3 separate regions of the Homo sapiens genome follow, and regions 1 and 3 are each linked to region 2. A link is a contact called in ENCODE Hi-C or POLR2A ChIA-PET data. All regions are on one chromosome and are shown on one strand. Each heading gives the region's core, a stretch centred on a gene start or an enhancer-like site at or near the end of the contact. The rest is flanking DNA. Distances are from core to core; before and after follow the strand shown.

Region 1 (3,605 bases), core at 346-2,845, 890 kb before region 2:
CTGACATCTGAAATTTCATGAGTGCTTCCTCTCTTTGACTTCAGGTTTTGATCTCTTGGGGTTTGTAATCCAGAAAGGAAGCAACCACTGGGCAGTTTTCAGGCACTTGTCCCACAGCATCAGTGATTACCTCAGATTCCCTCTTGGAGCAGGTTTTGTTAGGATGAGGGGAAAGAGCCTGGGAGCAGTGCACACTGGGCCAAGGAGGGAGAGGCCCAAGCCGGTGGGAGACCGGGAGCACACAAAGGAGGAGTGGCTGGGGGCTCTCTGAACTTCCCTATCTCATTGCACTACCTGGCCAGGCCATGCATGTCTACACACACTTATGCTTGTCCACTCTTCAGCCCTCCTCCCTCCTTTTCCCTTCCTCTTCCTTTCTCTAACTCTTCTCCTGCTACCTTTTCCCTACCCTTCTTCCAAAGAGACAGTGAGAACCTCAAAGATATCACGTGGTTATCTGTCACACCCCACCACATTGCCTGGGACCAGAAGATTGGGAAGGGACTGCAGGCTGGTAATCCTAAAGCTTCTGTGTTGGGCGGGTGCGGTGGCTTACACCTGTAATCCCAGCACTTTGGGAGGTCGAGGTGGGTGGACCACGAGGTCAGGAGATCAAGACCATCCTGACCAACATGGTGAAACCCCGTCTCTATTAAAAATACAAAAATTAGCTGGGTGTGGTGGCACGCACCTGTAGTCCCAGCTACTCTGGAGGCTGAGGCAGGAGAATCTCTTGAACCCGGGAGGCGGAGGTTGCAGTGAGCCAAGATCGCACCACTGCACTCCAGCCTGGCAACAGAGCAAGACTCAGTCTCAAAAAAAAAGAAAGAAAGAAAGAAAAAAGCTTCCGTGTTGTTCTCCTGGCTTTGCCCCAGCTAAAATGTGTATTGGTGACCAGACAGACATGCGACTTTGTCTGGACCTCAGTTTCCCCTACTTATAAAGTGGGTGGAACTCTGCCTCCACCAACCTTCCACTCAATTGGCTATGGAGGGAAGAGCACAAGACTTGTTGTCTTTACTATCTGTGGCGGCCTAGAGAAGTCACTCAATCTCCCTAGACTTCTGTTTTTCATATGGAAAATGCAGATAATAATATCCACAAGTTTTTGCAGGGGTCAAGTCAGATAGCCTGTGCTCAAGTGCTTACCTAGCTCCCGGCCTGGCACAAAGCAGGTGTTCAATATGAGTTAACTGGAAGGTTCGTTGAAAAAATTAGGAATCGCAAGTGTGCATGTTGCACGTGTCACATGTTGCACTGCATCTAGCACGGTGTTGGGTACGAAGTAGACATTCAGTCAATATGCACAGGTCAAATTGAACTGAAAACTGGGTACGGAGAGGTCAGGAATGATTAAATTAGTTCACTTGTGTGTTGGCTAACGTCTCCTTTTTCAGGTAATAGACAAGAAATAGTGTGTAAATCTGCTTATCCCCAAAAGGCGTGTGACCTGTGCAGTGAAAGTGAGCTGGGGGTCCTCCGCCCCACCCCCAAGCTCGCTGGGCTCTCTAGGACAAGTCTCTTCCTCCTGCTGCATTTTAGGGAGCATCCTGCAGACGGCGCTCTCCCATCATCTCAGCCTCAGCCGAATTGAGCTGGGGTAGGGAGCGAGGGGTGAGGGGAAGTGTGAAGGAAAAACAGCCCCACGCGTCACTCACATATTTACATCTGAACTGTCAAAATAGTTATTTTTAAGTCGAGTTCCGTCTGCTGCGAGTTTAAAACTGAGCGGCGCGGGGGCGGGGCGCCCCACTGCGGAGGGAGGGCGGCTGGAGCCGCGGCCTGAGTGCGCGTGCGCAGTGCGCCTCGCCGGCTGCTTGGGGGTCCCCCGGCTGAGTGGGAAGCTCCTGGGGCAGTGTGGGCGCGGAGGTGTGCGTGTGGAAGACCGGCTCTTCCTTTGGCCACTTTGCACCTAGCTGGGGAGCTGCGTAAACTGTTGGCGTCCGCGTGGTCTGCCATTCCTGGTTCTCCACGGTGATGGGCGGCTTTCTCCTGTCTCATGGGAACCACGCATCCCATTCCAGGAGGAAGATCTGTCTTGTTCTTACCTCCTCTGGATGACTTTGGTTGTCCACCCCTACCCTACTCTCCCACCCCGTCCCTGACAACGTCTGGAAATTCTCCATAGCCTCCCTCTATACTTCCTAGTTACAACTGGGATCCATGCCCATCTCTAAAACAAGACTTCATGGGCTCCATTCAGATCCAGGTCTGATTTGAGGATGCCCCTCCGCCCAGCCGTCTTCAACACAGCCCTTCCTAAGAGGGAAGGAGCTGGGGGCTTCTACGGGAGCTGGTCAGCGCTTGGGCGGGCCTGAAGCCGAGGACCCTTGGGTGTGCAAGCAGCAGAGAGAATGACTTGGCCTTCTATGTGGCAAGAATTCATTTTTCTCTGCAAAGTGAGGAGCCTGCTGGTTTGACACTCAGGATGCTTCTTTCTTGCTCTCTCGATTGCTCTCTCAGGGGCAGTGGGATTTGAGACAGACGCTGCCTGGCCCTGCTGCCATTAATATGTGTCCCAGCCCTGTCCAATGTCTGCTCTGTAATGAGTAGTGTTTCGGAATGTCACCTCTGTTAATGGGGAAGCGACACCTGTGCACAGCCGGAACCACCTCTCTGTCTTCATTAGGCAGTCCGCGGCCTGGCTGCCGGCTGCCCTCGCTGGGTGACAGATGATGGGGATGAGGAGTGAGAGCAGCAGCCTCCTGCTGTCCAGGATTCATTCCCAGACAATGACCCCAAATGCCTGTCCCTGCTCCCCCCACCCCCCAACATCAAAATAGCCGAGAAAAATGCCCTTCTCGGGTAAGGTGCGGCAAGGACAGATAATAGCTAAAAAGCATGCTAAGGAGAGTAGAGGAGTCATTTCCAGAAACAGACCTGTGCTAGCCACTGTGATCTCCGGTTTAGATTGCATTTGGGGGTCTCTTCCTCCCCCAACCCCGGCTATCTCCACAGGCCATCTTTTATGCCTCTTCTAATAAATCTGTCCCCCATGCAAAAGTCACAGTGTGAGGGCATAATGGATGTTCTAATTCCAGATTTCTCTCTAGCCCAGAGCTGCATATGGCCTCCCAGCAAAATCCTGATCCTTTCAAATCTCAGCCCTCATATCTGCCTGACACAATGCGGCATTGAAATGAGCCAAGCCACAAAATGTCCTGAGACATTGACAAGGCTTCAGAGGACCCCTACCATCATGATAAGATCAGCCTTTGAAACACACCACCAGCGTGGATATCATATTCCTCTGGTTCAGTTCAACATACCCACCCTCCCCACAAGGCTGTGTTAAAATAGTTGCAGCATCTCCTTCATCTCCTCCGCTGCCCAAGCAAATTAAACTGGACCAGAAGTGTCCTTCCATACTCTCTAGGTCATTGGAGATGGAGGTGGGTTGGGGCCACCTGTGGAGGGTAAGGGATGGTGGTGATGATCACTTGGAATTGCCTGAGGCAACTGTCTGATCCAGAAGCTGCATGGATAGCTGGTTACTTGACTGGGGCTGGCGGTGGAAGTGGCTTCCCATTGCCAGGCCCTCACTTTGAAAGGCTGTGAGGGAGCCATGTGGAGATCTGGACTTTTCCCATGACCTCTCTTCCCTG
Region 2 (3,481 bases), core at 828-3,327:
AAATAAATTTTGCATTCAGAAGAGAGAAGATGCCCATATTTATGACTTTAAAGAAAATAGCTGGGCATGGTGGCTATTTTACAGCCAGGTGCCTATAATTTCAGCACTTTGGGAGGCCAAGGCAGGAGGATACCTTGAGCCCAGGAGTTTGAAACTGGCCTAGGCAACAGAGCAAGACCCTGTCTCTGCAAAAAATAAAAAAAATTAGCCAGGTGTGGTGGTGCACGCCTGTAGTCCCAGTTACTTGGGGGCTGAGACAAGAGAATCGCTTGAGCCCAAGAGTTCCGGCTTGCAGTAAGCTATGATCTCACCACTGCACTCCAGCCTGGGTGACAGAATAAGAGCTTGTCTCTAAAACAATTTAAAAATAAATAAATAAATAATTTCAGAGTAGAAAAGCTCCAAATTGTTAAACGTGCAATTTTTTATCTAAGCAGACAGGAAGAATGAAACAAAGTATCTTAAAAATTTACTTTTCACTTTCAAAAGTGAAACTAGTTATGTGATACTCTGGCTGTCCTATAAAAACATGCCCACAGAAACAGAAACAAACAAAAAAAGTCCGTTTCAAAAGTAAGGAGTGTTCTAAATTTTAAAATTTAGAATTTAAAAATTTAAAGCCCTAGTTTTGTGGTCCAATAAAAAGAATAAAACCAATTATGAAACAATTATGAACCTCTGTACAGCAACCTTCTCACAAATGGCCAAGTATTTTAAGTCCCATCTCTCTCTATAGACGTTTCCTAGGCCAGGTATGGCTGCACATGCCTGTGACCCCAGCTACTTGGGAGGCTGAAGTGGAAGGACCACTTGAGCTAAGAAGTTTAAGACCAGGTTGGGCAAAACAGTGAGATCCCATCTCAAAAATAAATAAATAAAAGTTTCCAAATGTCACTTTTGTCTTAATTCAAGCCACCTGCATTCCTTCTAATGCTACCCATATAACTAGTCTAAGAGAACCCAGGTACCATTTGACTACAACGAATATACTAGGGTATCCTTCAGGAACTCAAAATTCTTATGAAAATCCCTTAAATAACTAAAAAGGATGACCCAATTTTTTCTTTGCTGTATTTATCCGATGGATGTTTACCAACACTCTTCTACATGCTGGCCACTGGATCTCCTCCCCAATTTCTTCTGAGTCTTGAGCAAGTTGCCTGTATGACTCTTCATCTGTACATGAGTACATACCATACACATGAGTACTTCATGAGTACATACCATATGTATGTACTCAGAGTTCAATCTCCCCTCTTTTCTACTATTTTAACACTAAAATAGCTACAAAGAAATAATCTTATCTTTCCATTTAGGTACAACATGGTTATGGAAGCTATCAAGATTTCCAAGAAATAAGTTTTCTCCTACAGACTGCTGTTCATTTACAACAGGGGTGTCCAACCTTTTGGCTTCCCTGGGTCACACTGGAAGAATTGTCTTGGGCCACACATAAAATACACTAACACTAATGATAACTGATGAGCTAAAAGGAGAAAAAAAATCGCAAGAAAACTCATAATGTTTTTTAAAAGTTTATGAATTTGTGTTGATTCAAAGTTGTTCTGGGCCGCATGTGGTCCACAGGCTGTGGGTTGGACAAGCTTGATTAGCACCTTACCTTGTTAGCAAAGGGAGAGAAAAGGTAGCTTGTTGCTATAATCAGGGGAAAAAAGAGTAGCTTACTGCTTTTGACTAAGTAGGGGCTTTTAAGGCAGCCCTGGTTAACATTACTTAATGTGAATCTTAAAATTGGATTGAAAAATTAATTAAAGTTAAAAAGGGGATTATGTGAGCAATCTGTTGTAAAAACAGATACAAAGAAATCTCAACAGATGATACTATGAGCACACAAACAGAATCAACATGGAATTTTTCCACAACATACCTTTTTGTCACTTACTTTCCCTACTTCTTCACTTGTTTGTTCAGTATCAGCAGCTTCAACTTTTATTCCAACACCTAACTGCTCTGATACTGACTCATTCAAAAACCACAAGTCATCTGTAGTATCTGAAACAATGGCAGTACCCACATCCTAACAGAAAAAAAACAAACATGAGTTTCTGTATTCAGAGGTTTATCAGAGATGTTGAAACAACACAAATGAACCCAAAACTCAATGTCGTCACACTACATCGCCAAAGAACATCTTGCCTTTATTCAGTGGACATGTATTCATTCAACATATATCTACTTGACACCTACTGTGGATAAACTAATGGATGGATATAATGGTGTCAGGCATGGACTTTTCTCTTTTAACACTAAATCAGGTATAACACCTAAGAAACAGTACTGAAGAGTTTAAAAGGTAAGGACTTGTAGTTGCTCAAGTAAATAGAATCTATTCCCTAAATTCCCTTCTACAGGTGACACTCTAAGAAGCTACAAAACATTCCATTAGTTCTGACATATTCTTTCCCTTAAAATGGTCAAGGATGTTTATTAAAGAAATATGAGAAATACTGATGGTCACCCAAACCTTTTGTCCTGACACTTTCTGAACTCCATATAGAACTAACCTTCTGCATTCATCTATGAATATTTCATGACATGCTTTTCTACAACATTCATGAGAGACAATTTATTATTTTGCACACTATTAAATACTCATCCATTTATTAAACAAATACTCACTGAATACCTATTATGTGCCACATACTGTTCTAGGTACCAGGTAATGGAAAAAGTAGTGAATAATACAAAAGCCCTGGCCTTACATTTCAGTGGTAAACAGACAACACATACATAAAATATAGCAATATTTTTACAAAGTGAGAAGTACTATGGAGAATAAAATAGGATAAAAGAGAAGAGTGGCTAGAGAGGAGGCTATTTTAACTAGGGATGGGTTTGGCAGGGCCACCACCTATAGCTACACAGCTCCAAAACAAAAAGCGAATGGATCCTACTGGAACTGTGTAACATAATAGCCTTTGTGGCCAGGGATGACCTCTTTGAAGAAATTACATTTGAGGTGAGTCCTAAATCATGAGAAGGCAAAGAAAGAATGTGGGGGAACAGTGTTCCAGAAAGAGTAAAGAACAAACTTAAGGTGCCTGAGGAAGGCAGCAATTTTGGGCTACAGTGTCAGAAAGGAGCCTAGTATATCCAAAACGCATGTAGTGAACAAAGAAGAATGACAGGAAGTGAGGAAGGAGGGGGCTGAATCAGTTATTACTATAGTAAAACAGGCGCACGCCACCACGCCTGGCTAATTTTTAATTTTTTGTAAAAATGGTGTCTATGTTGCCTAGGCTGGTCTCAAACTCCTGGGCTCAAGCAATCCTCCTGTCTCGGCCTCCCAGTGTTATAGGCTGGGACTCCCAGAGATTACAGGCATGAGCCACTACGCACAGCCAAAGGCTCCATTTTGAAATTGTTCAATGTCAAATCCTCTAAGTAGAGTTGTTAGTTAAATAGGCATCTGGAAACTGAAGTTGGGCATTTAGGGAAGAGGTAAGGACTAGAGATACAG
Region 3 (3,709 bases), core at 609-3,108, 720 kb after region 2:
CCAAGGTTGCTATAAAGCAAGCCTTAAAAGAAGGTTTTTAGAACCATTTCTCTCTATATATACTACACTTCACACTATAAATTTTAAGGCTGGGGGCTGGGCGCAGTGGATTACCTGAGGTTGGGAGTTCGAGACCAGCCCAACCAACATGGAGAAACCCTGTCTTTACCAAAAATACAAAATTACCCAGGCGTGGTGGCGCATGCCTGTAATCCCAGCTACTCAGGAGGCTGAGGCAGCAGAATAGCTTGAACTGGGAGGTGGAGGTTGTGGTGAGCAAAGATTGCGCCATTGCACTCCAGCCTGGCAACAAAAGCAAAACTCTGTCTCAAAAAAAAAAAAAAAAAAAAAAAAAAAAAAAAAAAAAATTGGGGGTTGGAAATACAGAGCAATCAGGCTGACGTAAGCTCCAGAAGAAAATCCTAGCAGCTCTTGAGGAAGAACTCTTCTACTAGAAAATGACGTTTTTCCTTTTTTTTCTTTTTTGAGACAGAGTCTTGATCTGTCGCCAGGCTGGAATACAATGGTGCGATCTCAGCTCACTGCAACCTCTGCCTCCTGGGTTCAAGCAATTCTCATGCCTCAGCCTCCCGAGTAGCTGGGACTACAGGTGCATGCCACCCCGCCTGGCTAATTTTTTGTTTTAGTAGAGACGGGGTTTCACCATGTTGGCCAGGATGGTCTGGATCTCCCAACCTCATGATTCGCCCTCCTCGGCCTCCCAAAGTGCTGGGATTACAGGCGTGAGCCACCACGCCCAGCCTTTCCTCTCTTAATATAATTTCTTTTTAACCACTATAAGAACTTACAGAATTAATATAGTTCTTATATGATGTTCTTCAGAGCTATATTTTTCAAGATATACAAGTTCTTTCAGATTCTTTATTGTACCCAGCTCTGAAAAGTTAGGGACTGAAACACAGCTGCAGTGAATTAAAAGCAACCACAATTTAAATAAGTCTGTGTTTTACTTCAAACAGGCCATGGAAATGAAAATCTATTTGCTCATTTTGGCTGTTGCTTCTAGAAGCGTCCTTAGTATTCTTCCCTAGCAACATACAACTATCCATGCCAAAACGTGATGACTTACCACCTTGCTTCTTAGATTTTTCCTTCATTTTCTTTGACTTAATTTCCTCAAGAGTTTTTATTCCAAAATTCAAACATTCACCTGAAAATTCAAATAGAAATTTTATGAGGAACGGGAGCCTTTTCATCTTTGTATTTTATCTGTACATAGCAGGCATTTATTTTTGAATAAATGATCAACAGAAACTAAGTATAGGTAAGTATGCGTGTAGCATGGGAAAAAGAAGAGGGAGGTCAATGATTGTGAACTAAATTTCAAAGGTAGTTTCAACAGTGCTATAAGAGGCACCAATCTAGCCTCTTCTTACCTTGCTTTATATTGACTGCAGGTTTCCGGACAGAAGTCACTCGTAATCCATTGTGAACTTCAGGAGTTGGTTGCAGGGTAGGTGTTTTGGTTTCATCACCTTCCTCAGAAAACTGATCTATATATCAACATTTAAGGCAAATTCACAATTAAAAATACGCCTATAGCTTTAATCCTGATTCTGCCCAATTCACTATGAGACCCTATTTATTTGCCTTAAAGAAGGAGCCAGACAGAACTTACCATCATCATCTTCATCATCATCTGCAGCATTAATTACAACTGGTGGATGCGTGGGGCTAGGAACATTTTCGGAACTTTCTACTTTCATAACGCTCCGCAGCTGAGGGGAAGGATTGGACTGGACAGACAATTTGTTCTGCTGAACTGAAAGTTGGCTAGCCTTCACTTCCTCTTCTGGTGACTCAGGCACAGTGGGCAACACAGCTAAACGCACAAAATCAGTCATAAATTAAAAACAGAAGATACAACCCCAACTTACCAAAAATTCCTGACCACCTATGAAAACTATAGTGTATTTGTCTTATGAGCATTTATACTAAATTTCCTCATTTAAGTTCTAAAGTCCCAGGGAGGGAAAAGATGTGCTTTTACCTAATTAACTCTCCACTAACTCTCCACTGTACATAAACACAAAGTGGGCACTCAAAACAGAATCAACAGAAGACTAGAAGAAGCATAGTACCTGTTCACAAATTCTAGACCTTTAATTTTAATACTGCAATTCTAGGCTTTTTGCTCAGCAAAGAAGTAGCTTCTAAGACCCAAGCATATGACACTTACTTGAACCAAACCAGAAAGGAATAAGTCTACTTTTTTCCCTTAAATTGAGGTAAAAAGATGTAGCCATCAAATTTTAATCACGTAGCAACTGTGGCTTTTAAATGGCCAATTCCACTTTTAAATTACTTTAAAATGAACTTTGGGAATAACCACTAGCTTTTTAGTTTTATTTTAGATTATAGTCTAGAGTAGGGTTGGCAAATATTTTCTGTAAAGAGCCAGTTAATAATTTAGGCTTTGTGGGCCATATGGTTTCTGTCTCAACTACTCAATTCTATAGCACTAGCACAAAACTGATAATAGAAAATATGTAAATGAATGGGCAAGGCTATATTCCAATAAAACTTATTTTACAAAACAGGCAGAGGACCAGTTTTGCCAACCTTTGACCTAGAAAATCAAATTTATTTTGAAAACGTTTATGGGTCTGATAAGAATATGAGAAATGAAGTAAGTATAATAACTTAAATGGCATGCCAAGATATATAATGGTTCTAAGGCCAAGGATAAATCATTTAACCTTAATAAGATTCAGTTCACTTATCTGTAAAGTGGAAATAATTCTGCTGTTTCACAAGACTGAAAGGAGTCAATGTCTGAAAAGTACTGTTGTACAGTGTGCATAATAGGTGTTCATTTGATATTCTTTTAAAATTAAAAACTGATCTCACTTTTGCTCGGAGGTAGGAAAAGGCCATCAACATATCGTCCTCTATTGTGATGGAAAGCGCAGTTTAATTTTTGACATCCTGTTGGCTGATTTTCCCAATAACAAGGAATTTCACTGCGTTTTTTCTGTAAGAGGGAAAAACACATTGCTTTCAAATAAAACAGTGATACGTATATTCATGTGGCAGTTTGTTTTCTAGACAAAGTTCATACAGGGTTCAAAAATCCGAGGCATGTGAGATGAGATGATTTTTAGAAGGAAGAGAGATTGCTGAAAATAACATAACTTAGGCATGATGGAGAGCTGAATGGAGCAGGAGAGTAGTTTATGTTATTCTTTCCCTTTTTACCCTCATCCTGGAACCCCTAAAATGTCTACACTTAATTTAGAGAAGCAGGATGATACAGTAGTTTAAGTTTATGAAATCAAAGATAACGGTCTGAATCTCTATTATGTTACTTATTGGCCAGGTGGCCTTGGATAATTCATGCCTCTAAGCCTCACTTTCCTTAGCTATAAAACGGGAATAAATGGTTTCTTATGAAGAGTACATAAAATAATGTATATAAAGCACTAAGCACATAGGTCAAACTCAATAAACTGCAGTTATTACTTGAAGCTGAGAGTTCAAGGGTTTGAGAAAATTCTTCCCATTCATGAATTCTCAAAGTAAGGCACCTATAACAACACACTAAGGATGTTAGGTATCCTTCCCAAGTCACCTTACTTTTTTTTTTTTTTTGAGACAGAGTCTTGCTCTGTCACCCAGGCTGGAGTGCAGTGGCGCGATCTCCGCTCACTGCAAGCTCCGCCTCCCGGGTTCACGCCATTCTCCTGCC

What was found. Hi-C counts contacts between places; a loop is a spot of excess contacts on that map. ChIA-PET counts read pairs that join two places held with the same protein, here RNA polymerase II (POLR2A). Pooled maps may share reads with other maps.
Region 1: a loop to region 2 is called in a map of breast epithelium, with 31 times the contacts of the local background. The contact joins two enhancer-like sites. A Hi-C loop is called at or near these places in 1 of 168 maps with a recorded cell type or tissue (breast epithelium). POLR2A ChIA-PET finds 5 or more read pairs at or near these places in 2 of 52 experiments (K562 and T-cell).
Region 3: a pooled map of psoas muscle shows a loop between it and region 2 (3-fold over the local background). The contact joins two enhancer-like sites. A Hi-C loop is called at or near these places in 1 of 168 maps with a recorded cell type or tissue (psoas muscle), 1 of 37 single-sample maps with no recorded cell type and 4 of 50 pooled maps.

Annotation. Positions count from the first base shown.
Region 1 is chr1:205,428,946-205,432,550 of GRCh38, reverse strand. It overlaps a transcript of LEMD1 not described here. Among named protein-coding and RNA genes, the nearest start is that of LEMD1, 8.7 kb to the right of the region's middle. RefSeq lists silencers at 1,546-1,595, 1,816-1,865. Within about 2 kb of position 1,595, at least 6 of the 41 ENCODE cell types and tissues checked have a DNase peak (open chromatin) inside an H3K27ac peak, as active enhancers do.
Region 2 is chr1:204,543,092-204,546,572 of GRCh38, reverse strand. MDM4 (MDM4 regulator of p53) reads right to left here. Exons shown (of 11, transcript NM_002393.5): 9 at 1,889-2,038. Among named protein-coding and RNA genes, the nearest start is that of LRRN2-AS1, 19 kb to the left of the region's middle. Within about 2 kb of position 2,077, at least 5 of the 41 ENCODE cell types and tissues checked have a DNase peak (open chromatin) inside an H3K27ac peak, as active enhancers do.
Region 3 is chr1:203,827,585-203,831,293 of GRCh38, reverse strand. ZBED6 (zinc finger BED-type containing 6) reads right to left here. Exons shown (of 17, transcript NM_001395895.1): 4 at 2,872-2,995; 5 at 1,640-1,843; 6 at 1,398-1,514; 7 at 1,091-1,171. ZC3H11A (zinc finger CCCH-type containing 11A) reads right to left here. Exons shown (of 18, transcript NM_001376342.1): 5 at 2,872-2,995; 6 at 1,640-1,843; 7 at 1,398-1,514; 8 at 1,091-1,171. Among named protein-coding and RNA genes, the nearest start is that of SNRPE, 32 kb to the left of the region's middle. Within about 2 kb of position 1,858, at least 2 of the 41 ENCODE cell types and tissues checked have a DNase peak (open chromatin) inside an H3K27ac peak, as active enhancers do.